Regions from separate parts of the Homo sapiens genome. Here regions 2 and 3 are each linked to region 1. Evidence: chromatin contacts called from ENCODE Hi-C data. All regions are on one chromosome and are shown on one strand. The core of a region is the stretch at or near the end of the contact, and the rest is flanking DNA. Distances in the headings are between cores, read along the strand shown. Region 1 overlaps FGD4 (FYVE, RhoGEF and PH domain containing 4). Region 2 overlaps BICD1 (BICD cargo adaptor 1). Region 3 has its middle 10 kb from the start of PKP2.

Evidence for each region. Hi-C counts contacts between places; a loop is a spot of excess contacts on that map. Pooled maps may share reads with other maps.
Region 2: a loop to region 1 is called in a pooled map, with 4 times the contacts of the local background. The contact joins two enhancer-like sites. A Hi-C loop is called at or near these places in 1 of 168 maps with a recorded cell type or tissue (posterior vena cava), 2 of 37 single-sample maps with no recorded cell type and 3 of 50 pooled maps.
Region 3: a pooled map shows a loop between it and region 1 (5-fold over the local background). The contact joins two enhancer-like sites. A Hi-C loop is called at or near these places in 2 of 37 single-sample maps with no recorded cell type and 2 of 50 pooled maps.

Annotation. Positions count from the first base shown.
Region 1 is chr12:32,557,048-32,560,696 of GRCh38, reverse strand. All of the region lies in intron 1 of FGD4 (FYVE, RhoGEF and PH domain containing 4), which reads right to left. Among named protein-coding and RNA genes, the nearest start is that of DNM1L, 120 kb to the left of the region's middle. Within about 2 kb of position 1,641, at least 3 of the 41 ENCODE cell types and tissues checked have a DNase peak (open chromatin) inside an H3K27ac peak, as active enhancers do.
Region 2 is chr12:32,133,020-32,136,668 of GRCh38, reverse strand. The region is part of intron 1 of BICD1 (BICD cargo adaptor 1); the gene reads right to left. Among named protein-coding and RNA genes, the nearest start is that of BICD1-AS1, 27 kb to the right of the region's middle. RefSeq lists enhancers at 2,150-2,209, 2,220-2,379. Within about 2 kb of position 2,093, at least 4 of the 41 ENCODE cell types and tissues checked have a DNase peak (open chromatin) inside an H3K27ac peak, as active enhancers do.
Region 3 is chr12:32,905,381-32,909,029 of GRCh38, reverse strand. No RefSeq gene overlaps it. Among named protein-coding and RNA genes, the nearest start is that of PKP2, 10 kb to the right of the region's middle. Within about 2 kb of position 2,034, at least 2 of the 41 ENCODE cell types and tissues checked have a DNase peak (open chromatin) inside an H3K27ac peak, as active enhancers do.

The DNA of each region.
Region 1 (3,649 bases), core at 392-2,891:
AAAAAAGGCAGGGGTGGTCCTCATCAGACATACTTCTGCTAAAATGGTTTATCAGCGAGATTAAGCATTGTTTAGTAAAATATAACAAGAATTTAGAAGGCAAAAGTAATGAAAGATTGACAGATTATTATTAAAATTATAAAAAGGCTGGGTGCAGTGGCTCACGTAATCTCAACACTTTGCGAGGCTGAGGCAGGCAGATCACTTAAGCCCAGGAGTTTGAGACCAGGTAGGCAGCCATGGCAAAATCCTGTCTCTTCAAAAAAATACAAAAAACATTAACTGGGTGTGGTGGCATACATCTGTAGTCCCAGCTACTTAGAAGGCCGAGGTGCGAGGATGGCTTAAACCTGGGAGTTTGAGGCCACAGTGAGCCGTGATCACACCATTGCGCTGCACTCCAAAATGAGTGACAGAGCGAGACACCATCTCAAAATAAATAAAATTATAAACAGAAGAAATACAGTTGAAACCTTTACATGTGTAAGCTTATCTATCTTCTTGGAAAAAAGTATGTGAAATAGGCAAAGTATATCCCTAAAATCCACAACACATCATGCAACCACTTGGCCTTTCAGGGGGAAAATCTGGATGCTTTTTCACAGTGATACTAAGAATGGCTTAAAGGCCACCTTTGAGCCTACTAAAGGCCACCTCCCGGGGTCTAGTGAAGGATGGCTGTACAGGCCCCAACAGTGCAGAGCCACAGCTCAACTACAAACTAGAGGAAGAAACTAATGTAATTGTAAATTGAGACCCTGAGACATCATCAATTTATAAGAGAAAGCAGCAACAATACTACACAAAGGGGGCAGTTAATGGGTTAAATGAGAAAACAAATTACGTTGAGTCTTTTTAAAAAGGTCATCACCATTACACATTAAAATATGAAAAATGTTTGACAGTCTATTTAGAAATAAAACATGTCTTACCTAAATATTAATTTGAATGAAAACTAGGCACTTAATTTCTAGACAGCAAACTTTCAGGGTATGGTAGGTTTCGCAAGTGTCATGTTTACAGAGAATATCTCCCACGAATGTGCCAAAATGCGTGCAATAAGAGATCAACTGTGCATCTATTTTTAAAATAAGTTCATCAAAGTCATGATTACACATCTTTTGCCAGAGGCAATTAGATCAACATTTCAGAACATTGTTTATTAAAACAAGTCTCTAAATTTCAGCCACTATCACAAAGCATGAAAACATGGTGAAGGACACAGAGAACATTTACATTTTTAAACATTTGTTTAAAAAAACAAAAAGGCAATGACAAATACATAGAGATCATACGTGGCTGCAAGGCTAAAAATACTATTAATAATTATTTGGCCCTTTACAGGAAAAAAATGTACGGACCACTGGTATAGGTTAAACAAATCATGGTAAAAGAAGTTTGCCTAAAAGAAGCACCCTTTCATTAAACACTTCATCTGCTAACATCTTGGATAATAGCAACAAAAACTGAAACTTTTTGTTTGTTTATGACTGACTTAGCCTACTCATATTTGGAAACAGTCCTTATTTGGGTGTCAGTTGCCTAACAGGGAATTGAAACCAAAATTGTAACCAGATGGTCTCTCATTCAAGAAGTTTTACATTAACTCTAGAGGTTCTTTGATTGCAAATTACAATATCAAGAAGAACCAGTAGGGCTGATTTATAATTATAAACAGTTACCTTAGAAACAGCCATAACAAATTACAGTATGTTAGTTAGCATGGGGAAGGAGAGGTATCCGATTTAAATACTATCTCCTCTTGAGGACTGGTCATCTTTTTAACCACTTTTTAGTATTAACCCATTTTGTACTCTGACCTTGGGTTGCTGACCTATGCTTGCTGGGTTGTATCTCCTATAGGAATCCCTAGACATACGCCAACCTCAAATATTCTCAATTAGCCTCACTGTTGACTGATATAGCTCCCTCGTTCCAACTGCAGAGGTTGCCACTATGGCTTAACTTTCCTTTATCTGTCTTTTTTGGCATTTAAACAGTCATGCGCTAAGTCACACTTTTGTGTGGTAGATATGCCCTACGATTGGTTAGGGTGACTTTTGGCTACTATTTGCTAGACTCTGTTATAGGCTGTTATATTACATTTTACCAAATCATTCTTGAATTATTGTTTCGCATTTTAAGTTTGGACCCTCTCTTTGGCTATCCATTGCAAAATCCACTCAGTTCTCTGATTCTTCGAGCCTGACCTCTTACCACAGTGTCCATGAGCTCAGATCACAGCTTTATACGGTCTTGCTTATACTGTCTCATCCATCCATGCACTGGGTCTCTAGCCCAGGAGATCTCAATGGGGTCCACCCTTTGGGACAAGCATCTCTTGGATTTAAGAGGGAAGACACAGTTTTCTAGGGTAGACGATCTTTATGGGAGCATATTGTCCATAAGGATAAACATACTTTAAAAAACCAAAAACCACTTTATTTGCATTTAGTTTTCACTGTCTCCTTAGTGTACTACAACCTGTGAGAATTACTTAGATTTGTCTTGCATGACTTTTGGCACCATAGCACTTTTGAAGAACATGGTCAGGTATTTTGTGGAATGTCCCTCAAATTGGGTTTCTGTTATTTTCTCATTATGAGACTGTGGTTATGGGTTTGGGGTAAGAATATCACAGAGGCAATGCACCCATCTCACTTTATTATATTAATATCACTGCATGATAGCAATATGATTATCATGTGATGTTAACCCTGGTCGGCTGATGAGGTGGCATCTACCAGGTTTCTCTACTGTAAAACATTATTATAAAACATTTTTCAACAGTCTTCTATCATAACTCCCAAAACTCCCCCATTTGTCCCATAGATTGCAGATTACATCTCCCATATGCTAGCTAAAACACCTAGATTAAGAGATCAATTGCCTTTTTTAAAAAAAAGACATTAAGGTTATAAAACTCATAGTTTACAACTCTCTTGCTATGGGGAACAAATCCATAGCCAGGAAATTTATTTGAGTGTTATTTCAAACAGCTCCCCAAACTTCTAAACCTGAATAATAAATTTTCTAGAAACATAATTATCAAGCCACAAAGGTTCTTCAAAAAGAAAATCTGATGAAGAGTTAAAGAAAGTTCCTTGGACCTAGGAACTGCATGCACTTCTAGGACTCTAATCTACAGTAATAGCCCTGTACATGTAAAGGTAAATATAACACTATAGAACATATGCAGCAGACTGGGAATATTTCCAAAATATAAATAATTGAGAGGTCTCCAAGACATTATTAAACTGTAGAATATGTATAATATCTCAGTTTTTAAAAAGAATAAGTTATAGACAAATGTATAGAAATGTACTGAAAGAGAGGGAAGATAGCACACCAAATGTAACTTTGGGAATTGCAGATGGAGGTGAGGTGAGAGAATGAATGAGAATTTTCATATTTTGGTCTGTTAACAGCTATATCATTTAAATCTTTTATAATAAAAATGTATTTATATATCACTTATATTTTTAAAAATCTATGAAAGTCACCAAGTATACATATCACAGAGACTTTTAAAAAAGCATATCCCTGCTGGGCATCGTGGCGCAGGCCTGTAATCCCAACACTTTGGGAGGGTGAGGCGGGCAGATCACCTGAGGTCAGGAGTTCAAGACCAGCCTGGGAAACATGGTGA
Region 2 (3,649 bases), core at 844-3,343, 420 kb after region 1:
CAGCCTCTCCTCTGCCCCTCAACCTGCCTTAGCTGCTGTCATTTTATCTACACTGGACAGGACCTGTCCATTTCCTGTCTTCCTTCCAATTATGTTTGTCCATGTCTGGACCTGGCTGGTTGTTCCCTGCAGCCCCTTGCTGGTTACCTTACTCTGACAGTGATGCAGCCAGAGGCACTAAAGGGTTAGCCCAAGGGCCCCAGCCCTGCATTTGGCCCATGAAGGGGCTTACGATCCTCGTTTTCTGGGTTTGGGTGATGTTAGAGGAAAGTGCCCCAGCCCAGCACCATTCCTTTTTGCTTCTGGTTTGGAGCTCTAGACCACAGCCTTAGTTCTGGTCAGTTGTTAAGTAATTATTTAACAGTGTGACGTTCAGACCTGCATGACATCTATACAGTGTCCAGTAAAGAAAGAGAAAGCCATGGTCCCTACCTTCAAAAAAGAAAAAATGCCACGTAGGTGCTTGGTGATACAAAGTTGAGTAAGACACACATAATCTGGTGGAGGAAACAGACCTGAAAATCAATAATCACAGAACAGTGGAACATTATAGTTGCCTCAGTCTTTACAGGGGAACACAGAGGAGCACCAGCTAAAGAATGTGTACTTTGGACAAAGTTATATGCCAGGTACTCCTATATATATGATCTAATACAAAAATAAACATCAGTCCTATACTGTTAGATGAAGAAATAGGTTCCAAGATTTAAGAGGCAGAACTGAGAATGCAAGTCCTGCGCTATCATCCTCCACACGCCTCTCCTTTGTCCCTCTCCACCTTCCTTCCCCCTTTATTTTCCTTTCCTAGAAGGGAAGGAGGGTGTCAGCATCTCAATCAAAAGTCAAAACTCACATGTCAACAGGTAAGTGACAGATGATGTAAATGAGGGAAGAACAGAGATAGTGAGATAACTCAGATGAGATGGAATGGTGGGGACTCTGGTGAATTAGAGATTCACGCTCTTTCTAAAAGAAAGGTGAAGGTTCATGCCTGTAATTCCAGCACTTTGGGATGTAAAGGCAGAAGATCGCTTGAGGCAAGGAATTTGAGACCAGGCCAGCCAATATAGTGAAGTGTTGTCTCTACAATAAATTTAAAAATTAGCCAGGTGTGGTGATGCACACCTGTAGTCCCAGGTACTCAGGAGGCTGAGATGTAAGGATCACTTAAACCCAGCAGGTCTAGGCTGCAGTGAGCTGTGTTTGTCTCACTGCACTCCAGCCTAGGTGACAGCGCAAGAGACCCTGTCTCAAAAAAAAAAAAAAAAAAAAAAAAAAAAAAGCCACGCATGGTGGCTCATGCCTGTAATCCCGGCACTTTGGGAGGCCGAGGCAGGCGGATCACCTGAGGTCACAAGTTCAAGACCAGCCTGGCCAACATGGTGAAAGCCCATCTCTACTAAAAATATAAAATTAGCCAGGCATGGTGGCATGCACCTGTAATCCCAGCTACTCAGGAGGCTGAGGCAGGAGAATGGCTTGAACCTGGGAGATGGAGGTTGCAATGAACTGAGACCACACCACTGCACTCCAGCCTGGGTGACACAGTGAGACTCCGTCTCATAAAAAAAAAAAATAAAGGAGGGGAGCGGGGAAGGGGAGGGGAGGGGAATGGAGGGGAGGAGGGGGAGAGGAGAGGAGAGGAGGACTCATTCACCTCTAGCCCTCTGATGCCACACAGAAATGTGGGCCCAAGGCTCTGTGAAATCTTCCAGTTTTTTGAGACTGGCCTGAAATCCTGTTTATGTGATTCTGTTTCTTGAAAAAAGCAGCTCCCTAAATCAAAATGTTTATCAATCACCAAGCCTGACTGTGGCCACGGGATATCAGCTTGCAATATCTGCTGTAGACCAAAGGTGGCCAGGCTTGTCGGCATTGCTCCCGACACTATGGTGTTTCACTTAGAAAGTTTAACAACCACACAGTCATCGCAAAACAAACCACAGGACTGGTGCCACTACTGTTATCAAGACTTTATTCTAATTCTGAGGTATTAAGGAGAGAGGCACACAATGACAGAGTCGCGGTGCTGAAAACACCTGACTCACTTCCTTGACATCCCTACCAAGTAGCTTTTTGGCTCTGCTTAAGCATCATGATGAGCCAACAGGGAAGTCTCTCTCTCCTCAGATGGCCTGCTCACTTTCACTCTGCTCTTAGACATTAGAGAAGGTCTTTTTTTATATTAAGTTGACCTCTGTATCCCTGTATCTGCCACCCATTGGTCTCTGGACCACTTTACCTAGAACACAATATCCCAGGAGCAAGAAACCAACGTTATCATCACATTACAAACAGTGTTTCTGTTCATACAAAGATCATATCAGCTTTTTACTTGGACTAGCACACTTGCCTCCCTGGCCCTCGGGGACCATAGCATGATCTAGCAGTGCCAGTGAGTTAACAAAGGCTTACCAAGTTCCATGGTAGGGCACAGGGAGAGCTGTTATTTCCATCAGTCACATGTTTTACTTTAATTCTAGCTCAAGAATATATTTATGCCCCAGTCTCCATGTTCCTAATCTACAGTGCACAACTGCTTCCTATAAATAATTATTTTAACTTTGGTTTAAAAAGTACTGGCATCCAGCCAGGCACAGTGGCTCAGGCCTGTAATCCCAGCACTTTGGGAGGCCGAGGTGGGTGGATCACCAGGTCAGGAGATCAAGACCATCCTGGCCAACACAGTGAAACCCCGTCTCTACTAAAAATACAAAAAATTAGCCAGGCGTGGTGGCAGGCGCCTGTAGTCCCAGCTACTCAAGAGGCTGAGGCAGAAGAATGGCGTGAACCCGGGAGGCGGAGGTTGCAGTGATCAGAGATCGTACCACTGCACTCCAGCCTGGGGGACAGAGCAAGACTCCATCTCAAAAAAAAAAAAAAAGAACTGGCATCCATTTCAGAAACTGGATAAAGTTGGTTTCACAGAATGTTAAAAAGTATCCATGGCTAGTTTGTTTGACTTTATAGGAATAAAAATGACTTAACAGTTTAGCTTTATAACAGAAACTAAGAAATATGGCTCCACACTTAATATGCATCATGAAAGGTAGCCAACTTAGGTCCAGTAAATTACATCATAGAGCATTATAACTATAGAATGCTGCTTGTTTTTCTGGCAAAGTCATGAATCCCTTCCAAATGAGAAACATTTTGGCAGACTCATCTTTTTTTTTTTTCCCAGATGGAGTCTTGTTCTGTCGCCCAGGCTGGCTTGCAGTGGCACGATCTTGGCTCACTGCAACCTCTACCTCCCAGGTTCAAGTGATTCTTGTGCCTCAACCTCCCGAGTAGCTAGGATTACAGGTGTGCACCACCATACCCGGCTAATTTTTGCATTTTTAGTAGAGATGGGGTTTCACCATGTTGGTCAGGCTGGTCTCAAACTCCTGACCTCAGGTGATCCACCTGACTCAGCCTCCCAAAGTGCTGGGATTACAGGCATGAGCCACCCCGCCTGGCCAGGAGACTCATCTTAAAATTATTTTTCAGACAAAGTATCAATATTGGTATCCACAAGAATTTTCAAATTCAAATAAGCAAATATTTCGTCTCCTAAATTTAAGTGTGAAATATTATTTTATTCCTTTTTATATCTCCTTATCATATGATTTCTTTACATTCTTCCTAGCTCCTTATAAGAAACCTA
Region 3 (3,649 bases), core at 785-3,284, 350 kb before region 1:
TGGGCGTGGTGGCTCACGCCTGTAATCCCAGCACTTTGGGAGGCCGAGACGGGTGGATCACCTGAGGTCAGGAGTTTGAGACCAGCCTGGCCAACATGGTGAAACCCCGTCTGTACTAAAAATACAAAAAAGTAGTCAGGCATTGTGGCACAAACTGTTGTAATCCCAGCTACCAGAGGCTGATGCAGGAGAATTGTTTGAACCCAGGACGTGGAGGTTGCAGTGAACTGAGATGGCGCCATTGGACTCCAGCCTGGGCAACAAGAGCGAAACTCCGTCTCAAAAAAAAGAAAAAAAATCTGTTAACTCTGATGCCACATATATAAAAATTCTAAAATATACAAGATAATATTTAACATTAATATAGTACTTTATGATTTTTTTTGTTTTTGAGACAGAGTCTCACTCCCTCACCCAGGCTGGAGTGTAGTGGCACGAACTTGGCTCACTGCAACCTCTGCCTCCTGGGTTCAAGCAATTCTCCTGTCTCTGCCTCCTGAGTAGCTGGAATTACAGGCCTGCGCCACCACGCCCGGCTAATTTTTGTATTTTTAGTAGAGACAGGGTTTCACGATGTTGGCCAGGCTGGTCTCGAACTCTTGATCTCAGGTGATCCACCTGCCTCAGCCTTCCAAACTGCTGGGATTACAGCTGTGAGCCACCATGCCTGGCCTAATTTTCGTATATTTAGTAGAGACAGGGTTTCGCCATGTTGGCCAGGCTGGTCTCAAACTCCTGACCTTGGGCGATCCACCTGTCTCTGCCTTCCAAAGTGTTAGGATTATAGGTGTGAGACACCACGCCCAGCCCTTTTATGATTTATAAAGAATTTTCATATATGTTATTTCACTTGTTTTATGATTTGTAAATAATTTTCATATCTGTTATTTCACTTGTCACGTTTACCCTATTAAATGTGTACTACGTATTACCCTCCTTTTCAAGGTAGGAAAATAAGGCTTGGAGAAGTCTAACAAACTGACCAAAGTTAAACAAGTAGTAAGGGGCCGAGTAAGGAAAATAATTCAGGTTTCTGTAACTCCAGAGGCTATGTTCTAAACCATCATGCTGTATTTCTTCATACCTCGTGCATGTATTATTCATTTTTAATACCCCAGTTTTTGTTTTCAGTATGTTATATATGCCAACAAACAAAAAAGGGGCATCTTTTCAGGACACTAGGCTGAGCTCTTTAAAAATGTTATGTCATCTCCTTTGATTATCAGGAAGCAAAAACATGACTCTAAAGATTCTAGGGAATGGGACAGGAGGAACCCATGAGGGCAGATGAAGTCAGCCTTACTAAGGAGAGGAAGCATGAACTGGATCTTAAAAGATGGGCAGAAATAAACTATGTAGCCACCAAAATAAAAGGAAATGAGCACCAATAATTTAGGGTATAATAAGAATTTTGGCCTGGCTGCTTTCGAATGTTGATGCTGAAGAGTTCCATACATTGAGATAAAGTCAGCTTGGTAAAGTGAGGCCCAGAAGGAAGGTCTTGGAATGCCATGATAATTAATGCTGTCTTGATCACTTAAGCAATGGAGACTTCAATGGGGTAACTTCCTCACTTAGTACTTTTCCAATAACATCCCTGACATTTTGTTTATGGAGTCAATAATTGCCTTGTTATTCATGACTCAAAAGTTCATTTTTTTCTGCTGAAGTCAACAAAATTGAAATATTCCCAAGGTTAATCAAAATAGCTAGCACATCATTTGAACCATTTTCTTTTTTTTTTTTTTTTTTTTCAGACAGAGTTTCCCTCTTATTGTCCAGGCTGGAGTGCAATGGCTCGATCTCAGCTCACTGCAACCTTCACCTCCCGGGTTCAAGCAATTCTCCTGCCTCAGCCTCCTGAGTAGCTGGGATTACAGGCATGCGCCACCACGCCCAGCTAATTTTGTATTTTTAGTAGAGACAGGGTTTCTCCATGTTGGCCAGGCTGGTCTCGAACTCCCAACCTCATGTGATCCACCCGCCTCGGCCTCCAAAAGTGCTGGGATTACAGGTGTGAGCCACCGCACCCGGACTTATTTGGACGATTTTCACAGAAGCTGTTGCCACAGTCACAACTGCAGAAGAATGTTCTTACATCCTCTTTTGTACCACAAAGTAACCACTGAGATTTCTATTTGACTTTGGCTCTGTAGCAAGAATATCCCTTCAAAAAGTTTCCTGCTACCTAAGCAAGAACACTTCAAGCTTAAAAAGAGTATTACTGAATAGGTTTTAAATTTGAACTAACTTAGTTCAATCCAGTGAAAATATTGGAGAATTTCAGTTGCTGCAGGAAATCTTGGCCTATAAAGATAAAACAAATGACCTTGGGGATTCAGAAGTATGTATTGTTTAGACCTATCCCTGAAACCATAAAATCCAGTTTCCCAAAAGGCCTTTGCCCTTTAGAGAATTGACACAGAAGCCCTAACTAAAGGGCGGTGGTTCTGGGAGATTTGCCAGAACTCAGCACTAAGCTCTGGGTTTCAGGTTCCAGAATCAAAACAGATTGGGGACACAGGTGATTGCTTAAACTTACCTTCACTTAACACTGTTATTCACAGCATTAAGTAAAATAATAATAATGAAATCATATAAATGTCTCAGAATCTCATGTTCATTATAAACCATCTTTCAGAAAAATACAAAAAGGTTTGTCCCCAAATTTAAACTCTATTTAAAAAGTAAGAAGCAGGCCAGGCGTGGTGGCTCACATCTTTAATCCCAGCACTTTGGGAGGCTGAGGTGGGTGGATTACCTGAGGTCAGGAGTTCAAGACCAGCCTGGCCAACATACTGAAACCCCGTTCTCTACAAAAATTCAAAAAGTATCTGGGCATGATGGCAGGTGCCTGTAATCCTAGCTACTCGGGAAGCTAAAGCAGGAGAATCGCTTGAACCCAGGAGGCGGAGGTTGCAGTGAGCCAAGATAGCGCCATTGCACTCCAGCCTGGGTGACAGAGTGAGACTCTGTCTAAAAAATTAAAAAAAAAAAAGGAGAGAAGCGTTAAAATTAAAATATCTTTCTGTTATTATTCATTTAACACATCTTGTAAGCTTACTCCATGTATGGATTCTAAGAATTACAGAAGAATTGGTGAACAAGACACAGTTTCTGCTTGCTTAGATCTTACATTCTACTAGGAAAGATAATACATATGAACACATACACCTCTGCAAACGAGAACATTATCAGTCATGCTAAGTACTTTGCAGAGAGTGACGAGGTGGCTTCTTCAGACTGTTGGCCAGGGAAATTCTTTCTGAGGAAGAGATATTTAAACAAATCTGAATGACAACAAGTGAAGCCCATGGAAATCTGTGGAAAACATATTCCAGGAAGTGGAAAGAATTAATGCACAGGTATATTTCTTCAAGAAATAATAAGGGAATCCCTACCTCTCAGCCTCACTTGGACAACTTTTAAATTAGGATCCTACTGCAGAACAGAAAATAATGGGAAAGCAGTGTAAAATAATGGGATTGGACAAATAAATTGCTGTTATTCTGAAATACAACAGCTATTCTCCAAATGAATAGCACACTTTCCTTCTTACTATTGTAAAGGTATCATGTATTTTTCTCTTATCATTGTAAGTAGGGATACCACAATAAAAGCATACTATTCATCAGTTTTGAAGTTCAAT